2 separate regions of the Homo sapiens genome follow, and region 1 is linked to region 2. A link is an interaction called in ENCODE POLR2A ChIA-PET data of the cell type or tissue named here. Cell type or tissue: OCI-LY7. All regions are shown on one strand. Each heading gives the region's core, and the rest is flanking DNA. Links, peaks and the distances in the headings are about the cores only. Region 1 overlaps CFAP299 (cilia and flagella associated protein 299). Region 2 overlaps CFAP299 (cilia and flagella associated protein 299).

What was found. Peaks named below come from ENCODE experiments on the same cell type or tissue, not always from the same donor. Only the 100,000 strongest peaks of a DNase experiment are listed, where the experiment ranks them.
Region 1: POLR2A ChIA-PET joins it to region 2 with 5 read pairs; 2 of 35 experiments call an interaction of 5 or more read pairs at or near these places.

Annotation. Positions count from the first base shown.
Region 1 is chr4:80,699,433-80,702,358 of GRCh38, forward strand. The region is part of intron 3 of CFAP299 (cilia and flagella associated protein 299); the gene reads left to right. Among named protein-coding and RNA genes, the nearest start is that of BMP3, 330 kb to the right of the region's middle. In OCI-LY7, for the core only: no CTCF peak of the experiment used is centred there; no DNase peak of the experiment used is centred there.
Region 2 is chr4:80,952,558-80,955,483 of GRCh38, forward strand. The region is part of intron 5 of CFAP299 (cilia and flagella associated protein 299); the gene reads left to right. Among named protein-coding and RNA genes, the nearest start is that of BMP3, 77 kb to the right of the region's middle. In OCI-LY7, for the core only: no CTCF peak of the experiment used is centred there; a DNase peak (open chromatin) is centred at 1,674.

The sequences.
Region 1 (2,926 bases), core at 189-2,688, 250 kb before region 2:
AATTACTACTGCACCAGGCAGTACCAGAAACACCCTGAATCCTCATAGTGTTCCAGGTGGGACACATTCTGTGGCAAAATGGGCAGTAAAGGTGATTTTCTCTCCTCTGATCAAGAAATATTGTTAGCTAATGTTTTACAGTTTCTTCAAGTTCAAGAGAACAGTTGAAGAGATGGTCAATGTGTTATATTTGAAATAACTTCTCAGCTCCTATAACTAGGGCATTTTTACTAGATCAAGTCATTTGTGAGCTCACTGGCCCTCTAAGTCTTCTGCTCAAGAGACCTTGCTAAGTTATCACACATGCCTGAACTTCTGCCCTGGACACAACCTAGACTTAATTTGGAATCACTGTTTTCCTGCAACATTATATATGGTAAGAAAAGTGACAAGAGTTGGCTTTGAAGAAGTAGGCAATGGCTGTATCATTCAGCTTAAGTTTCTATTGTGAATATCGTTGAAGCAGGGAAGTAACTAATCAGAATTTAATATTAGATACCTCCTTTTGGAAGGGTTATGGAAGAGATTGGAAATAACTAGAAGCAAAGAGTATAACCATCATATAAGTGAGAAAAATTATAATGTGAAGAGATCTATTTGGTAGGTAAATTGTACTTAAAAAGAACAGAATTTGGTACTAACCCAATAAAGGAAGTGAAGAAAAATGAGAAGTTAAAGGTGACTGCCATCTTTCTGATCACCATGCTGAAGTCAGTGTAGTAAGGTAGTTAAATGTGTAGTTTCCGAAGGTAGAATACTTGCCTTTACTACTTACTAGATGTGTGACCTTGGGTAAGTTACTTACCCTTGTTCTTTATCAAATAATATTAATAGTAATTACTTCATAGGACTTTTGTGAACATTGAGTTAATATTTATAACTACTTAGAACAATGAATGGCACTTAATAAACATTTAGTAAGTTTTAGTTACTGCTGGTTGTACTTTGTAATTAATCATAATACTTATTGTTTCAGTATTATCAGTGGGATGGTGGTGGTACCGCTAACTAGAATAGGTAAATGAAGAGGAAAAGAAAGTTGGAAAGCTAAGGTAGTAGTACTTCAATTTTAGATTTACTGAGTCTGAGGGCCACTCGTGTATCTAAGTAGCAGTATACAGCAAGCTATAACTGGAGCTCTAGTGCGACACTGGCTAGAAGAAAGTGAGAATGCAAGATTGCCTTCTAAAAGGCTGGGGTACTAAGTAGAAACCAGTGCATTCAGGAATACATGAAGTGAGACTATGGGGATAGGATGTTTAGCCTATTCTATCAAGAAATTGTAGAATGAGATGGCAAATAGGTATGACAATAGCCAGATAAAAGGAGATTACTTAAAAATAATTTTTAAAAATTTAAATAAAATGGGATAGATTTAATATCTACAGACTGAATTTATACAAAGCCAGAAGAGGGGTAGGAGAGGCATAAACAAAAATCACAATGAAAACTAATAAATACTAATGATTTACTAATAGAAAAACATGTTTATTTTGTGCCAGCCACTGTTCTAAGCACTTACATGCATTATCTTTATAGATCCTCAGAACCAAGCAAGATTGGTACTAGAAGAGAAAGCATGAGGTGTAAGAGGCTAAGCTGGAGCGGGTGGCCTTGAACCAAGTACTGTCTGGTACCCAAGTTCATATTTTTAAGCACTGTGCTATTTTGCCTTCCATACTTTGAATAAAAAGGTTAATGGATAAGGATCATAAAAACATTAGTGGGGGTTAGAATTGAGAACACAAATGGAAAAATCAAGAGCATAAAATAGTTGAGGATATGGTTTAAGAATCATTGGATTGGGTTAGAAAGGAAGATATTGAGTAAGAGGATATAGAAAACAGATTTCTCATAGCTCTTCCCTTGTGGAAATAAAAATGACATTATTGGTATTAAAAATATCTGAATTCAAACATTCAGTTATCAAACACCAATCATCAAACAAGTTTAATTACTTACTTTTTCAAAAATAGCTAAATGTGTTGGTTTTGTTGAGAAAGTGCTAAGACTCTTTTGGCAAGGAGTGATATTTAAAAGTAATAATCCTTTGAAAGTGATATTTAAAAGTAATAATCCTTTTTTTCTTATTCAGAGCCTACTCAGATGTAAGTCCATTTATCTACACTGGTTTTAGGCATGAAATCCAGTGAGATTTACTGGTGTCTCTATTATTTTTCCCACAAAAGTTTGAGTGTGGTTAATGGTGTAATTGTTAGCAGAAACTTTCTTCTTACAGCAGTGTTGGTGGGCTTTAAAATCTCTTGCACTTATCTTTTTTCCTTCTTGCTTTTAGCACTGCAGTATTTTCTTGATGGAAAAAAATCCCTATTGATTCATACCAGGCTTATAAAACGGAATGTGTGCTTCTACTTTTTACAGGCAAATGAAATAGAATGATTATAAACAATGAACTTGCCAATGTGATACTGCTAATCAGTTTGTTTAAATAAAACCCAAATCATGTGCCAGATACCTGCCATCTTGTGAAGGAACAGTTTATGTTCTTTGTATGTGGCCAGGTTTTATTCCCCAGAGATTTGTTGCTATGAGGCTGGAATTCAACTTGTATGTGGTTGGAATGATATTAAGTCATAGACACTCTGCCAGAACATATCTTTCCAAACAGGTGGGAAAATGAGGTGAGGTGGAAAGAACTCTGCAGTGATGCAGAAGAAATGCATAAATATATTTATTTTTTATAATATCCTTTCAAAAATCTCAGCTTTTTAACAACTACTCAACTAGATACCAAGGTTAAGAAGTTCTCATTACCTACTTTAACACAATAGAGAGGACATAGTTCAATATTTGTAAATATTAATTTTTATGAATTTTGACATGCATTTCATGAATCTATACACAGTTTATTCATTTTGTTTTGCCTCTGTTAAAAAGACATTTATCCTTTAAAGAAACCTATGGC
Region 2 (2,926 bases), core at 188-2,687:
AATGCGTAGTCACTGTTGTCTATTATTGTACAGGTGCTAAAAACAAATATGTCAAATTCTTTCTTTTTCTCTGAGCAAAAGACTAGACACATAAGGTTTAAAATTAAAAATAAATTCAACTAATAAAATCACCCGTTTTTGTTTTTGCATTTTTTTTTTAATTTAGAGGAAGAGTCCAGCAACATCTTCTCAGAGCTCCTCTCTCCTCTGTTCTGCCCTCTCAGGCAACCCCCACGCAAGCACTTGCTACTATTAGTAGGAAAGGTGTTCATTACCTGTTTAATGCCACCTCTGCTTCTGAGGTCGTTGGCTTCTCTTCATTTCCCTTGCCTCCCAGATCCTAAAATCCTAACCTGTCATAGCCTTGAAATTGATCTTCTCAAAACGGAGACCCATAACATTTCTACGTCCTATATGCAGATGGTTCCAATTTAATCTCTTGGAACCTCGCCCTTCAGTGAAGGTCCTCAGTTTTAAAATCTGCCTTTTAACAGGAGGAGCTATATATAATCCCTTTTGAAAAACAAACAAACAAAAAGCTGAATAGAATAAGTTTTAAACAAGGTTATGGCTTCCGCAACGTCTCAGAAATGTTTCTGCAAACTGCACTACAAGACTAAATTAATATTGGGCCAGTGGGGCAGGGGATATCTACTGAATCACCAACACCACTTTTTTGGCCCCTGTATTTTCCTTGGAGGCCTCTTATAAATGTTGCTTTTTAACTGTGGCACAGTCACAGTTATTAAGTAAAGCTGAGGCCTTGCCAACTTTCTCGTTTTGCTACCCAAATTACTGAATGTTTGGTTGATTATAGCCCTAAAACACCCACATACTAAGTAGCTTTTAAACATTTTCTCCTCTGGGTAATCACCTGGTATATCTGAACTGAAAGCCCACCACATATAAATTAAGTATTTACTCAACTAACTACTGCTAAAATCAATGGCCTTGAGGAATACATTAAAATTATATAACAGAGCTTGGCTTTTATGAATTAAAACTCCTAAAACTTAAATGTCATGTCCTCCACTTGACCTGAAAAACTGACTTTAATTTTATATGCAGTATTTAAGGAACAACCCCCAGAGATAAGCACATTGTTCATAAGTGTCCAGTGCATGAACTCATATATGAACTGTAACACAAGAAATGTAAGCTACACGAAAGAAAAAAATACATATATATTTTTTGAATTTTGAATTATGTATATACATAAATATATATGTCAATGTTTAGTAATAAGAGAGTATAAATGATAAGCCTCCATCATCTGAGCTGAACATATGCAATGAAAAGAAAGGTACATATCCCAATAAAGCATACATGACAAAGAAAAATTATTGTTTTAAGCTTTTATTTCCAAGAGCAACCTAATCAAACATGATGCCAAAAGTAAAAGGGACCCATATGGCCTAGGGATATAAGGATGGAGAGATTTGAGGAAGAGAGCTTTAGACACAGTTCACGCTCACTTTCTCACAAAATGTATTACCTCAAATCAAGAAGTATGGAAGAGAGTAGAAGTTAATTTCCTGGCAAGATGGAATGATTGAATAAGAACAAAATAATTGTTTCCTCTATGATCTTAAAAACCTGATAACTAATAACACAGAAGCAGGCATCAGAAAACACATGAGTCAGGCATGGTGTCATTGCAGGTGCAAGACCACAGTTGAGGGATTATTTCTAGTTCAAAAAAAGAGCATGTTTTTTTCCTGGGTCTCAACAGTTGAACAAGTAGTTAATTCCCATGACTCTTTCTCAGCCATTCACCACTCCCAGCAAATACTCATAATTTCTCAAAAATTGAAATCCCAAAGCAGAGTGAGAGTTGAATTTTATTAGAATATGGAATACAATAGCATGAATAGTGACCAAGACCATTAGTAAGAAAGAAAAATCTCATGTTGATAACTTATAAGTGGCTATTGCTGGCTGAGATATCTTTGGCATGTACATTGGTGGCCCTGAACATATATACATTTTCTCAAATAGCTGAAGCAAGAGTGGAAAAGAAAAACACAGTTAAATGAACAAAAATGTCAGCCCCAACTTGGCAGGTCAGAAAACTACCTCATAAGTATATGAGGTTGCTCCAAGGGGATAGGTTCTTAATATGCGGGGGGGACAACTTATTTTTAAAATCTGTTAAGTTTTGGCTGGGCATGGTGGCTCATGCCTGTAATCCCAGCAGTTTAGGAGGCGGAGGTGGGCGGACCACGAGGTCAGGTGATCGAGACCATCCTGGCTAACAAGGGGAAACGCTGTCTCTACTAAAAAATACAAAAAATTAGCCAGGCATGGTGGCAGGCACCTGCAGTCCCAGCTACTTGGGAGGCTGAGGCAGGAGAATGGCGTGAACCCAGGAGACGGAGCTTGCAGTGAGCCAAGATTGCGCCACTGCACTCCAGCCTGGGTGACAGAGCAAGACTCCATCAAAAAAAAAAAAAAAAAAAAAAAAAAAAAAAAAAAAACGCACACATGGCCATATACAGAGTAGTATAATTGTATTTTAGGTTATTCAAAGACCTGCTTGAGTACCTTAATAAATCCCACTTGAGAATTCTCCAAGACCTGAGGATTCTCTAAAATACTTTGGAGCAGTTGAAAGCAGCTAGAACTGCAGAACAAGTTGGAAGGGAATGAGAAATGGTCATCAGGGCTCAGGCAGGGCAAAGCTCTTAAGAGGAGCAATGCTTAGAATGAGTTGAAGGTACAGAGATCTTTTCAGCTTTGTGATTAGGGAAAATTACTTCACCCTTTTGAGCACTTCACCTCTGTCTTCTCATCTGTAAAAATCTAAAAATGTATAGCCATTTACAAAGAGTTGTTGTGAAGATGAAATGAGAGAATATGTTTAAAATGCCTGCCACAGAGTAGGTGCTCAATGAATGAAAATTGCTTCCTAGTAGTGTATTACCTT